2 separate regions of the Homo sapiens genome follow, and region 2 is linked to region 1. The links are chromatin loops, found by intact Hi-C in ENCODE. Cell type or tissue: natural killer cell. All regions are shown on one strand. Each heading gives the region's core, and the rest is flanking DNA. Links, peaks and the distances in the headings are about the cores only.

Region 1 (6,873 bases), core at 1,056-6,055:
CATAATCCTGGAGCACCGGCACACTCATGTCAGCTGGCCTCAGCTCCTCACCACAACTAGCACTCAGCAAAGGACGCCTGCGGTTGTGGCAGCGTCTGCCCCAGGTACCCAAAAGGAAGTCTCTTCATGGCAAGGCCACGCAGGAGATGGCACCACCCAGAAAGGGCTGATGACAAGGCACAACAGTTCTGACAGAGGCTACGATATAGAGGAGGAGCCGCCAAGCTTTCTCCCGACACAAAACAAAGCAACTAGTAAAGCACTTGTATCTCAGGGAGAGTCCTCATACCTCAGTCCAAGTCCAGTTTCGGTCACCTGCAGTAACACACTTCACAGGAATCCACAATGAACTCACATCAGCCTGTGCCCAAGAACCTAGAGCTGGAAGCTCCTGTTTAACATAAACATGGGTTCAAAGAACAAGTCTAGAGATCTCATTAGAGCACCTGAATCAACTGGCTTTTCTTTTCTTTTTTTTTCTTGTCTTTAAAAAAAAAAAATTCGTAGGGATTGAGTCTCACTATGTTGACCAGGCTGGTCTTGAACTCCTGACCAGAAGCCATCCTCTGACCTTGGCCTCTCAAACTGCTGGGACTACAGGCATGAGCCCTTGCACCCAGCCTCTTTATTTTTAATTATTTTAATGACATACTAGGGGGTCAGTGATGTAGAGGGTGCTTGTGGGCCATGGTGGTCAGTCCTTTGATTCTGATTTTTGAGCTCTGGTTTTCACATGGACGTATCCATTGTTCAGATGGAATGGATGAAATAAATAATTTATAATGTGGGCTTGTTGTCCATTTAGTCCTTTCTCTGACACCACAAGGGTCTCAAATTCGTTCCTAGAGTAATATCCCCCACCCTTTTTACACATCTAATTAATGGAGTGAATAATTATTTTGAGGGTCTCCAAAAACTCTCCCCATTTGGGAGCAGGGCTGGGGGTGGGGAGAGAAGACCTTCATCAGCCAGGGGCAACCAGAAGGCTTCCCATCGGTGCTGGCAAGCCAGCTGAACTGCATTGGGCAGGGCAGAGGCTGGCAACAGGAGACGGGGGAGGATGCTGACGTGCCGCAGACAGAGCACAGAGTTTTTCCTTGGTCAGGAACACAAGCTGTGCACACACCTCAGTCGTTAAGCTCTTAAAAAGGGGAACCTGATGCAATGAATTAAAGGGCATGGAGGAGCCAGAAAGGTGGGAGCAGAAGCCACATCTGTGCCCTGCTTGGCTTTGCCCTGGCCCTGAGCTGACAGGCAGCACGTAGGCGCTGAATCAATCTCCCACAGATGAGTTTTTGGATTAAAAGCCAGCGATGGCTGAGGGAATTGGCTGTAGACTAGAGGAGACACACAGAGTGTACTGGCCTCACAGACAAAAGGTGTCTGTCTGCCTCCTACACAGCATGGGTGGGCCACGCTCCTCAGTGTTCTCTGTGTGCTCTTTTTTGTCTAAATGTCAATCGTGGCCAGGTCTGGTCAGGGCAGTAAGACTGTCTTGTGGTAAGAAATCCCACACTTTCTCAGCAGGTTTCCTCTGATCTCAGCCCTCTGGGCTCCACCTGGATCAGGGCCTAAGGTCCAGGATCTTTCTAGAAGCCCAACATTCCATGCCTCGCTTACTCGGCTTGAGGGCAGCTTCTGGTGAAGAAACCATCTTCACTTGCTTCTCTTTTGTTCTCCTACAAAACCACTTCCTCTCCCCATCCCGTCCACCTGGCAACACCCACCCCAACACTGCCATGCTTCGCTCCTCAATGACAGTTTCAAGGTTCCTATTCCAATCCATATTCAGACTTAGGGGTTCCCTTGGAACACAACACATAGAAGAGAAGAGCAAGATTCTAATCAGCAATCAGTCCCCTCATTCAGCCTTGCCTTCTACTGATTTCTATGTCTTCTCCTCCTGCTGTTCCTCCTGCCCCACACAGTCTTACTGCACCTGTGTACCCTGAGTCAGAACCTCCACAGCTTTTTGGTGGAAAGAGGCAAGCTCAGAGGTTCTCTGTCCTATCTTCCTTCTCTTGAACTTCTGAAAGCCCACCTGTTCTACAGGAGCTCCCAGCTACACAGACCACGCACACTGTGCTGTTTTTCTACAGGATATGTTCTCCTGTTGTTTGTAGAATCTTGTGCCCAATTGTGCTTTCTGACTGCTAGGTTATTTTGTTCTCAAAGCAGGAAGGAAGTGTGATCTGATAAATAGAGCACTTGCCTGGAAATTGGGATACTTGTGTTCTCAATTGGTCTCACTGTGGAAAAAGTACGTTGACTCTCTGGGTAAACTGATATCTCGGCAGGCTTGGGTGAATGAGCAGGAAACGTGGCAGGCATCCAGAAGGCACATCCTCAGTCGCTGGCCCTTCCTGTATTTAGGCACACAATAGTTGCAGTTCCTGGATGGCTCCTAGGATCAGTAGGTTCCCTACTTCATGGTCTTCTTCCTCCTCTCCTTTCCCCAGTCTTGACTATTTGGCTCCTCCAGCACTAGTTGATAAAAGAAACTCAAACCTTAGACACCCAAAAAGTCAATTATTGTCCAAAATCCTTCATAAACAACTATGCTGAGAGTGCCTAAGGGCCAGGCATGCATCATAAGTAGCCTGGGCTTGAAATGAGTGAAGATGTAAACAGAGCATGCTCTCAAGAATTCTGTTAAATGATTTCTCACTCCTAACTCCTACACATAAGGGTCAGGACACTTTCAGTCTTGAGTGACAGAAATTCAACTCAAATTAGCTTAAATCAAGAAAGAAATCCATGAGTTTATTCACTGAAATGCATTTGACCTCGGGCAAGGCTGATGTAAGGTTTCAGACAATGTCATCATACACGTGCCTCTCTCTGCACCTGCTGGACAGGTGCTCTCCAAAAGGTGAGAAGGTGGTTGCCAGCATAGAATTCCAGTGGAATGAAAGTAGTTTCAAATAGTTCCAACAGAAAGGTCCTGGGAAGCCTCTGCTTGGGTCATGTGCCCATTTCTAAACCACTCCTGGGTCACGTGGCTTCCTCTGTGGCAGGGTGGGTCTGGCTCCAGTTGTGGAATACGTTCTCCACCAGACAGAAACATCCAGTTCCTAGAAGAATGGAAATAGATGCTGGACAGGCAAAACACCCAATGTCTCCCACACCACGCTGAGCCAGCAGTGAACCAGAACTGTAGAAACTCTCAGCAAACTGGGATGCCAAATGCATCCAGGGAACAGTCTTCCAAATCTCACAAGTTTCCAATAAAAGACAAAGAAAGAGCGGAGGCTGGATCTCTGGAACATAACAATGTGGCACTCTATTTCTTTCTATTACTGGATAAAGTGTTTCCAGTGTGGTAGAGCTAAGTAGCCACAGACTTTGCTGCAATCATCAAAATGTTTTTATGACTCATGAGATAAATGAGAAAAACACACGGAAGAGTCAAAGTTACACTGAAGTTAGATTGTAATCACACCCTTTACTTCTAACAACCCGCTGCTGACAAAGTTTCCTGCTGAGAGCACATTACTGACTTATTTTCTCCACAGAGGGCATCTATCAATCCTAAAGCAGATTATCGCCTGGACAGATTATGTGAGACCTGCTTTTCACACAGGTTGGTGTCCTGTCAACAATCAATGCAGCTCCTGTCTCTACCACTGAGGCAGTCTGCTGAAGAGAACACTGACCCACTGGCCCAGGAATCCAAATTTGGGGATATTGAGTCTTCTGATGGGCCACAAATCAGCTTAAATGACAACACTTTCTTTAAACACTACACGAAAGGCTCATAAGTGGATGAGGATGCTTTTCTGCACTAAAAGGATCAGTCCTCTCTCTAGTAGCGAGGACACTTTAACACCCTGATAGTCCTTCCAGGAAGTAGAGCTTTCTGAGATAGGCCTCCAAGTCACAGAAGAGGGCCTCAGACAGAGCTTTCCCTGACTTTGTGGTAACTGGGGTTTTCTCACCATCAGGCCTCTGTGCCTCCAATAGGCCCATGTCTCAGTAACAGCAAACCACCAAAATTCATCAAGCACCTGCTATGTGACAAGCATGGGAACACAAAGATTAATAGGGAGAGATATTCCCTGGCAAAATGGCATTTTGAGCTCAAGTTGTGGGCCCCCTCATCTCTACTCCAAACACAGCAATAATATGTAAAACATGTATTTCTGCAATAAAAATAAAATCACACTGAAAAATCAGATAAATACTTCCATGAAAAAGAAAGAGTAATAAATAGTGTCAAAACCATGGGCCTCTTGGTCTCTTGGTCAAGAAGGCATAGATGACCAAAGTCTGATTCTTTTGGGGTAACAGGGAGCAAAACCTTCCAGATATGGCAGAGGACCCAAGTCAGGATCACCACCTGAAGCCAGGCATGGTGCTGAGCTCCCTTGTTTGTAAAAGGAGGTGGAAAAGCTAAAACATTGGCCTTTCTATAGGCCAGTGGATGGGCAGGAAGCAGGCACAGCCCTGGAGCCCCGTCCTGGGGGAAGCCACCCACCAGCTGAGTGGCTACATGTAGGTATCCCCAGTACATGAGGTAAGAGCCCATCCACCAACATTCAACCTGGATCCAGAACAGAGTTCCTGGGAACCAGACAGAGGCAATGTCAAAACCATTAACTGGGGAGGAAAATAACCCAGAGCTATGGGGAGAAGTGAGCTCCTCAGGAAGAGCATACAAACCTAAATTTGAAAGAAAATTTAACAGGAAGAAAGTTAGACAACAAGCTCAAAGACCAGCAACATTTACTCCCTCCAAATAGAAACACCTGAGCAATCTCAAAAGCATTTAAAAGAAGCATGCTTAAAACCCTCAGAGATAAAGGAAGTAATTACATCTATGAGAAACAAACAAACAAAAAAAGCAGATATGAATAAACAATATATGGTTCTGAAAAGCAACCAAATACTAGTCCTGAAAACAGAATATACTGTCATTGAAATTGGAAGCTCACAGACTGCCCAGAAGATAGCACAGAAGATAAAAAGAAGACATGAAAAGGGTCATCAGAAGCCAAGAGGACAGACTGAGGGATTCCAACAGAAGACTCACAGCAGCCCCAAAATGAAAGAATAGAAGAATTGGTGTAGAAAAAAATATATAGAAGGAACTAACAGTTCATAATTTTCCAGTATTGAAAAAAATCATAGATTTATAGTGAACACTGGGCATCAAATATATATATTCCTAACTAGATGCATTGTAATGAAACTGCAGAACATTGCTATAGAGAAAAAAATTTAAAATCTAACAGGGAAAAAGACAATCCACAAAAGAGTAGCAATAAGACCAACAGCAGACTTCTCATCATTAACAACAAATATCAGAAGACAGAAGAGTGATGTGATCAAAGCTTAAGGAAAAATAAGTATTCTTTACCTATTTGAACTATCATTTAAGAAGAAGGTGAGGTAGATATTTTTAGACATATGAAGTCTAAGAACTTTTAACACCTACGGACACTCACTAAATGAAAAATAGTTCCTCAAGAGGAAAAAGGATCACAAAGAAGGAGTACAAATTTATTTTAAATGGTGAGCAAAGAAACTGGTAAATTATATTGATAATTTAACTACTAACTATCAAAAATAACTCTTTTATTTTAAATTCTAGGTGACAAAAATAAGGAAGATAGAGGAATGAGAGTGACTGAATAATTTCAGATGTTATTAGAAAACTCATGTATGGTAAAGATATAACCTACCAAAAAGTTAAATGTATAGTTTCCAAAGCAATGGAGAGAAAAAAGTGTTGGGAAGAAATTAAAATGTATGTATTTTTAAGATGTTAACAATAAGTCCAAATATGGTGATAATCACAATAAATATCAACATATTAAATTCATGTATTAGAAGACAATCTATCAGGTTGAATTTTTTTAAAAGCTCATGTATTTTAGAAAGTGCACGTTGTTGGCAAAGCAGTAGAGGGAGTCGAAGTAGATGTCAGGGTTTCTGCCACAGAGACTTGGCTCTGCCACACATAAGATGAGGAAGACCTTACCTAAGGCAGCTCTGGGATGGGGCTGTAGAGAAGAGAAGGGCCTGAAAGGACATACAGCAGGAAGAACTGATGGACATACCAGCCAACTGGATTGGGCTAAGTTCAAAGAGCCTCCTTACAAAGATAGCACAGTTTTATGCTGGGTAACATCTACAAATGGGTGGTGGTTAAAAGTGAAGATACTGGCCAGGCAAGGGCTCACGCCTGTAATCCCAATACTTTGGGAGGCCGAGGTGGGCAGATCACTTGAGGTCAGGAGTTCGAAATCATCCTGGCCAACATGGTGAAACTCCGTCTCTACTAAAAATACAAAAATTGACTAGGCATGGTGGTGCGTGCCCGTAGTCCCAGTTACTTGGGAGGCTGAGGCAGGAGAATCGCTTGAACCCAGGAGGCAGAGGTTGCAGTAAGCCTCGATCACGCCACTGCACTCCAGCCTGGTGACAGAGCGAGACTCCATCTCAAAAAAAAGTAAAGATACTGATCAAATTGCCTACACAAACGGGAGAAGACTAAGGCCCAAATCCTTGGCAACACCAGCTTTTAAAAGCCATACAGAGGAAGATTCAACCAAGAACCCCCAAAACATATAAGATCAAAAGAGAATTTTGTCATATCAGTCACTGATTTAAGGGGTAGAGGGTCACCAACATCAGTTAATTTTAGAGGTCAAGAACCAAGAAGCACATAGTGAGTTTGACAATATGGAGGTCACTGGGGAGCTTTGGCCTCATTGATTAATGAGTCGTGTGTCAGATTGAATCCCAGAAACCTGATCCCATCTACCCACAGATTTTCTCCAGATGACCTTGGTTATTAATTAGACAATTTAATGCCCATAATTAAACATCATCTTCTTGTAGCCAGGATTCTCCTTGACCACTCTTGAG
Region 2 (6,873 bases), core at 1-5,000, 180 kb before region 1:
ATGAATAAGGTGGTGTGCAAAGCAAGCAGTCCCTGTCTTCATGGAACTTACACTTCATTGAGGAACACAGAAATTCAACCAAAAGTCACAGTAAACTGAGTAACCAATGAATTCATTGTACTTAGACACGTCTGAAAACATTAAGTAAATCTTGAATATCTGACTTAAAATGGACTGTTAAAATGCATTTGTCAGATAATGTGCCTACGAAATACACTGTCTCATTTTTTTTAACTTCCTTGAAACTTAATCATTTGTAGGGTTAAATGAGGCAGGATGCTTGACGTTTGTGCTACTTCGTTATCTGTGTTTTCAAACAGGCAGTGCACACCTCTACATCAGATTTTCAGTAGTGACTGCTGTCCTGGGTAACAAACAACCAGGGAGGTTGGTTTGTGCATATTGGGGGATCGAGGGAAGAAGTTAAAAGGGCAAAACATCTTCAGTTTTCTGAAAAGTTTATCTTTATAGCTAAACCCTAAGCTTTGAATATGGTTATATGGATGTTAAAGACACATACACATGCACACACACACACAGAGCAACTTTTTGAAAGGGTTTTTATTTTTTTTCTTTGTAAACCAAAGTATGAATACTATGTGGTAAATATATAGCAGAAGCCACACACTATTTTCTCTTTGGCAGGGTGGTGGGGGAAAAGCCAAGCTACACCGGATCTAGTAGATATGTATTTTTTACATCTAGGCACATGCAATCTGCAAACATTTAGGAGGCTGATTCAATTTTATCTATTCAAACATTTAAGAAAACAAAACTTTTTAACCGTCACCGTAATTTTTACACTATTCTGGGCATTCTTTTAAATGCATTTAAAAACTCAAACTGCTTTTCCTTGAGGACTTGCATACCTTCTTTTCTCCACCTTTAAACAAAAACAATAAAACTAATTCGTCATTTTTAACTGTAAACTACAAACATGTTACTAGATAGTTTGTTCTCATTCAAATGCATTTAGAAACCTCAGATAGTTGATTCACAACTTTAGTGGGAATCAAAAAACTACTGATTTATTTGGTACCAAGTTCCAATCCAAAAGAGCCGATATAAGTGAAAATGTTAAATCAGCGGCAAGTCAAATGGAGACTATTCTCTTAGCTAAGACTTTGAAAGAAGATCTCTAACACACATAAAAGGGGAAAGAATTACAGAGTGAACCCCTAGGCACGCATCAGCGCTTCAGCTATTACCAATGTATGGCAAATCTTTTTTCATCTGTAAGCAACCAGAAATTATTTTGAAACAAATTCCAGACACCAAAGCAGTTTTATCTGTAAATATTTCAGAATGTATCTCAAAATGATTAGGACTCCTTTGGGTAACAATTGTAGACACAATATCCAGTAAAATGCATCCCGATCTAGTGGTATATTCATATGAACACATTGTTCCTAATATTTTTTCTTTACTGAAGGAGATAGCCTTTTTAAAATGCAATACAAAATTGGGTTCAGAATAATAGCTAAATTATTTTGCACAAGTCAAAGGAACCGAATTTTCATGGTATTTAAGAAAACCGTACCCAGAAGTCTGATGACATTAACTTCTTCAAAGGTATATTTTCTGGCTAGACTTACTAACTCACACGTTTACTTTGAAAAGGGGTTCTGAATGTTTCACTATCATCCATACAGCATCAAGACTGCTAAAGGATGATGGGAGATCACTGAAAGCCCTGACTCCTCACCCACGGGGACCACCGAGAATTCCTAGGGAAAAGCTGAACAACTCTAACAAGAGCCCAGCAGGTCACTCTTTCCTACACAGCCATGCCACCGATTTCCACAGCTCCTGCCAAGCCAAGCTGTTCATGGTTCCTAGAACTCCTTCATTTCCTACTGCTCGTTCAACATTGGACACTCTCTTCACTATTATGGCAATGAAAATGCCATATCCCGAAGGTGTTAGAAAAGATAAACAGTGGAGAACTACTGCATCTTTGATCCCTTTTCTGATTGTTGCTCTTTTGTTTGACTAAGAATTTTAATGGTTTTATTAGGCCACTCTGCTATCTGGCTCCATGCCCATAGTAAGTGGACACTGTCTGTTGAATAAATGATTCTTAACTCATTCCATCGCAGGTGACGGTGCCACGCACAACGCTGGCACTCCATGCACAAGCACTAAATGGGGGTTATTAACAAAATGCTGGATGAGAAAATGGGTAAGCCATTCTTATTGCAACACACTCCAATGAAAGAAAGACGTTTAGTCACTTTCATATAGATTTGTTATCTGTGTTGCAAGCAAACCACTCAAAAGTTGTCTTTTTAGAAACAACAAAACTCTCAATGAGTAGATTATATTTAATGCAGATTTTCTGAAGTGTGGCTCATTGCATTTCTACTTTAAGTAGGTAATCACACTAGTTCTAGAAAATGCAAACTAGCGGATAATGAATACTTAACAAAAAGCCTATGATTAAAAGTAATGGAGTTCGAGACATTGGCACATGTCAAAAAACCATACAATCCAAGCAATGCCATGTTTTGATGCATCCCGTTTGGTTTAGTAATCACCTTTGAATCTGAAAACGAATGTAGTCCAAACCCAACTTTCTTTTCCCATAAAAAAAAATGCACAGTCAGCCCCCCACTTCCTCTGAGAAAGAGTTCACAGCACCAGACAAGAATATTTGAATGAATCCAACCAACTGCACTGCAATTTCCAAGAAAACACAAGAGCATAAACCACCAGAAAGCATAATATTACAAATTTACCCCTTCCTTCCTACTATCTCTCTGCAGTTCCTAGCCGTCGTGCAAAAAACCTCTTCATCTTTCCGAAGGTTGGTTATTTGCTAGACTGTAGTAACACTGTGCCATCACACTCACCTCGCTTCCTTCCTCCGCCCACATCCCTAGCAGGCACGTGGGGCTGTCCCTCTTCCTTCACCCCCACAGGACAGCGCCACAGCCGCAGAGCCCCCATCCCGAGCCCGCGCCTCTCTGGTCGCGCCGTGTCATTCTGCCCACCCATTGGGCGACCTGGGCACGAGCACCGCGACCTCCCGCTCCGCGCAGCCCTCCAGCACCGTGGCCCCAGCACACCTGCAGAGCAGCCAGGCGCAGGAACCGAAACCCGCCGGGTGGTGGGCGGGAAGGGAAAGGTAGATGCCCAAGTGAAGGCGCTCATCTTTTTTCCTACGTGAACAGAAGTTGATTCTTAACTTCAAGTGAGAAATGACAGGGAGAAAAAGTATGCAATCACTACCAGAAAAGGTGAGAGGCCAGTGTTGTTTCCCAGCGAAGGGACGGGGTGAGATTCAAACCCATCGTCCGGCCAGGGGAGTCCGCCCCCAGAGCACCGAGAAGCTGGGGTGCGTGGGCGGAGAGAGAGCAGGGTGCGCCCGACAGCCCTGCGCCAGGTTGTCCCCAAACTCAACACTTCCTCTCTCCCTTCTGGAGTCACTTTCCCTTCCGGAATATGCAAGCTCTGGGTGGCCCAGCCCTGCCGCCAGACTCAGTTTCCAAGTGCGGGGGAAGGAGATGGGCGCTCTCAGCCGCGATCCCCTGGGAAGGTGGCCACTCACCTGCGCTCTGAAATAGAAGAACAGGGCGACGCTGCAGACAACCTGGCCCAGCCCCAGCCCCAGGAGGGCCACGAACATGGAGCGGGAGGCGGCAGGGGGCTGGTGCGGCGCAGGCGGCGGCGGGGCGTGCAGGGGGCCCTCGTGCGGGGCTCCGGGGCCGCCGCCCATCTCCTCCGAGCCACGCAGGTACTTGGTGTAGTCTCTGCTGGCGCGGCGCATGGCGCTCGGCCCTCTCGCTTCGGAGCTCTCCTCCCTCTCCCGCTCCCTCCCCTTCTTGTCTGCGGCCAACTCCGGAGGCTGCGGCGGAGCCTCGACGTGGGGCGCCGACTTGGAGCCCGGCTTTGGGTCCTGGGGCGCGCGGGCGAGCGGGCAGGGCGCCCGGCAGCCCCAACTCTTATAAACCGCTTGGAGAGCCCTGGCCTCGGGAGCCAATCAGCCCCAGGCGAGGCTGCCTCTTCCACTCCCACCTCTGGCTCCCCTTCCTTCCTTTCGCCCTCCCTCTCTCTCAATCTCTGTCACTGAAGGGCCTCCTTCATGGGGGCCCTCCAAGGAGGAGGCTGGGGGCTACTCCAGTGGTTCCAGACTCCCCTTGCCATCCTCAGCTGTCTTTCTGGAGGTCCAAGAGATGGGTTAAAGAAGACGCAGAGGACACCTTTGCTAAAGGATAAGGATTGCACCTCAGACATTCCTCCTGCATCCATTCTAGTTTGGTAGAGAAGGGACTTCACATCCTGGAGTCTCGGTTTCCTCCTTAGGATTTAGAAAGTTAAATTTGATGATCTCTGAAGACCCTTCCTGTCCAACCTCTCCCCCCAAAGTGCTTCCAAATATAGTTTCTCAAAGTATTTTGGAAGACTTCGAAAATTTCACAATCCCCTTCCCAAATCCCTATTTCTGCATCTTGAAGGTGACATTGAGCGAGGCAGGTCTTGAATGTGGCAGTAGAGAGCCTATAGACACCAACTCTGACTTTATAAAGATGAAAACAGTGCAGAGAAAAGGGTAAAGGGGCGTGTAGCCAGAAGCAAGCATCCGAGGAGGGCTCACCCAACAGTCAGGAAAGAGATGTAACACGAAGCTGATGATACAGTTAAATGTTAGTTTCATTGCTAAAGAAACCTTGCTAGGGCTTTTTAAAAACCTCTATTCAGAACTGTGGCTCTTAGTGAGAAAACAAAAATATTAACATTGCTCACAAATTCTGATACTTCTTCAGAAGGAAGTTGCTGACCAATTTAAACACCCATGAAACTTAGGATGTTTCCACTTTTTTATTAATACAGTTAGCCCACAGTATCCATGGGTTCCACATCTGTGGATGCAATGAACCACAGATCAAAAATATTTGAAAAAAAAAAAAAGGATGGCTGTGTCTGGACTAACATCTGTAGACTTTTTTTCTTGTGATCATTTCCTAAATGATACACAACTAGTTACATAGCATTTACATTCTATTAAGTATTATAAATAATCTAAAGATAATTTCAAGTGTACAAGAGGATGTGTGTAGGTTAAATGCAAATACTATGCCATGATATGTTAAGAAACTTGAACATCCATGGATTTTGGTATTTGCGGGGAGGGGTTTGGTGGTGTCCTGGAACCAGTCTTCCATGGATATCAGGGGACTACTGTGCCTTTTTATTTTGCATCCTCTTTCTGCCTAATTCGCTAATGAGTATTTCTCTAGGCAAGATTTGTGACAAATGACAGGTCTCTGAGTTATTAAAGCATGTGTTCTAAATTGAACACTTAGACCTCAGTAAATGTTGAGGAAGAGTGACCAGGTTGAATTTTTTTTAAAGGCAGCCATACAAAGAAAATGATCTGTTCAAATTCAAAAATGCCTTTAGCATTTATATGTGTATCAATATATAGGTTGGTGGAGAAGGGACAAAAAATTTTCAGACTCAAACATAGAAACAATTGACGTTAATTCTACTCCTTGTAGTCTTTGACCTCTTCCCACTTTTTGTTTGTTAACTTTGGGAAGTAGGTTTATTGTCTCCTCCTCCCCCTCCTCCTCCTCCTCTTCTTCCTCATTCTCTCCCTGCTCCTTGACTCAGGAAATAATTCCATATTTCTTCTTTCTTATAAATATTGATTGGGATCAAAGATTTTTAAAATGTGTTATAACAACTAAACCCACAATGATTTTACTATAGTGTCTTCCATTCTTTTTAATGGGTTTTTATACAACAATGTTTTATACATGTTTTTAATTCCTTGACATCTTGATCCTCAGGTTACAAGAAAGTCCCTCAAATCCCTGAATTATGTTCAGGTATACTTGACCCAGGAGCTTCATATATGGGACCGTATGTTACATTCCTACAGAGTTCTTCATATGACATTTCTACTAGTACTCCAAAAATGTCATCCCACTATCTTCTGGCTTCCATAGGCTGTATTAGATACTCCACTGTCAGTCTACCTGCTGCTGTTTCACAGGTAATGTATCTTTCTTGCCTATGTATTTACTTATTCCTTTGTCAACATTCACTCCCCAACTAATAGATAAACTCCATATGTTCAACGACTCTTGCTGTATTATTCACCTCTGTAACATTCACCATTTCCTAAAAATGTTGCCTGCTATAGTAGGTGCATGGTAAATACTTGCTGAATAAAATTTGAGCAAAGAAATCTTCAAAGCCTCTGCCAGTCTCCCAGTCTAAGCCATGCTATATCTTATCAGAATGAATCACACTTGCCCCCTGAAGAATTCTGTGCACACTGATCAGGATTTTCTTCTAAAAGCAAAAGTATATGTCATTTCCATACCTGCAATTCTTTGGTGGCTTCTAAGTGTTGTTGATAAAGTCGAAACTCTGAAGATTAAAAACCTTCAATAGGCCAGGCGCAGTGGTTCACTTCTATAATCCCAGCACTTTGGGTGGCCGAGGCGTGAGGATCACTGGAGCCCAGGAGATGGAGAATAGCCTGGGGAACATAGGGAGACCCTATCTTTACAAAAAATGAACAAATTAGCCAGGCATTTTGGTGCACATCTCTGGTCCCAGTTACTCAGAAGGCTGAGATAGGTGGATTGTTTGAGCCCAGGAGGTCGAAGCTGCAGTAAGCTACAATCATGCCACTGCACTCCAGCCTGGGAGACAAAGCAAGATTCTGTCTCAAAAATTAAAAAAAAGATAAAAATAAAAATAAAACTCTCCAATAGTCCTTCACAAGCTGGCTCAAGACTCCTTTTCTACATCAGCTTCAAATACTACCTAACTGGAGCGCTCATCTCTCCAACTTCTACACCTGGAGGACTCTCCCACTTGTCTTTCCTTTCTCAGCTCAAATGTCGCCTCTCCAGA

Evidence for each region. Hi-C counts contacts between places; a loop is a spot of excess contacts. Peaks named below come from ENCODE experiments on the same cell type or tissue, not always from the same donor. Only the 100,000 strongest peaks of a DNase experiment are listed, where the experiment ranks them.
Region 2: a loop joins it to region 1, with 4 times the contacts of the local background. A loop is called at or near these places in 1 of 110 quality-filtered maps.

Annotation. Positions count from the first base shown.
Region 1 is chr13:42,389,943-42,396,815 of GRCh38, reverse strand. No RefSeq gene overlaps it. Among named protein-coding and RNA genes, the nearest start is that of LINC02341, 32 kb to the left of the region's middle. RefSeq lists enhancers at 964-1,113, 2,014-2,063. In natural killer cell, for the core only: no CTCF peak of the experiment used is centred there; DNase peaks (open chromatin) are centred at 1,805, 3,435 and 3,915; H3K27ac peaks cover 1,337 bases.
Region 2 is chr13:42,571,200-42,578,072 of GRCh38, reverse strand. It overlaps TNFSF11 (TNF superfamily member 11), which reads right to left and starts at 3,921. Exons shown (of 5, transcript NM_003701.4): 1 at 3,551-3,921. The coding sequence starts at 3,769. RefSeq lists an enhancer at 3,324-3,523 and a silencer at 3,614-3,983. In natural killer cell, for the core only: no CTCF peak of the experiment used is centred there; a DNase peak (open chromatin) is centred at 2,982; H3K4me3 peaks cover 1,341 bases.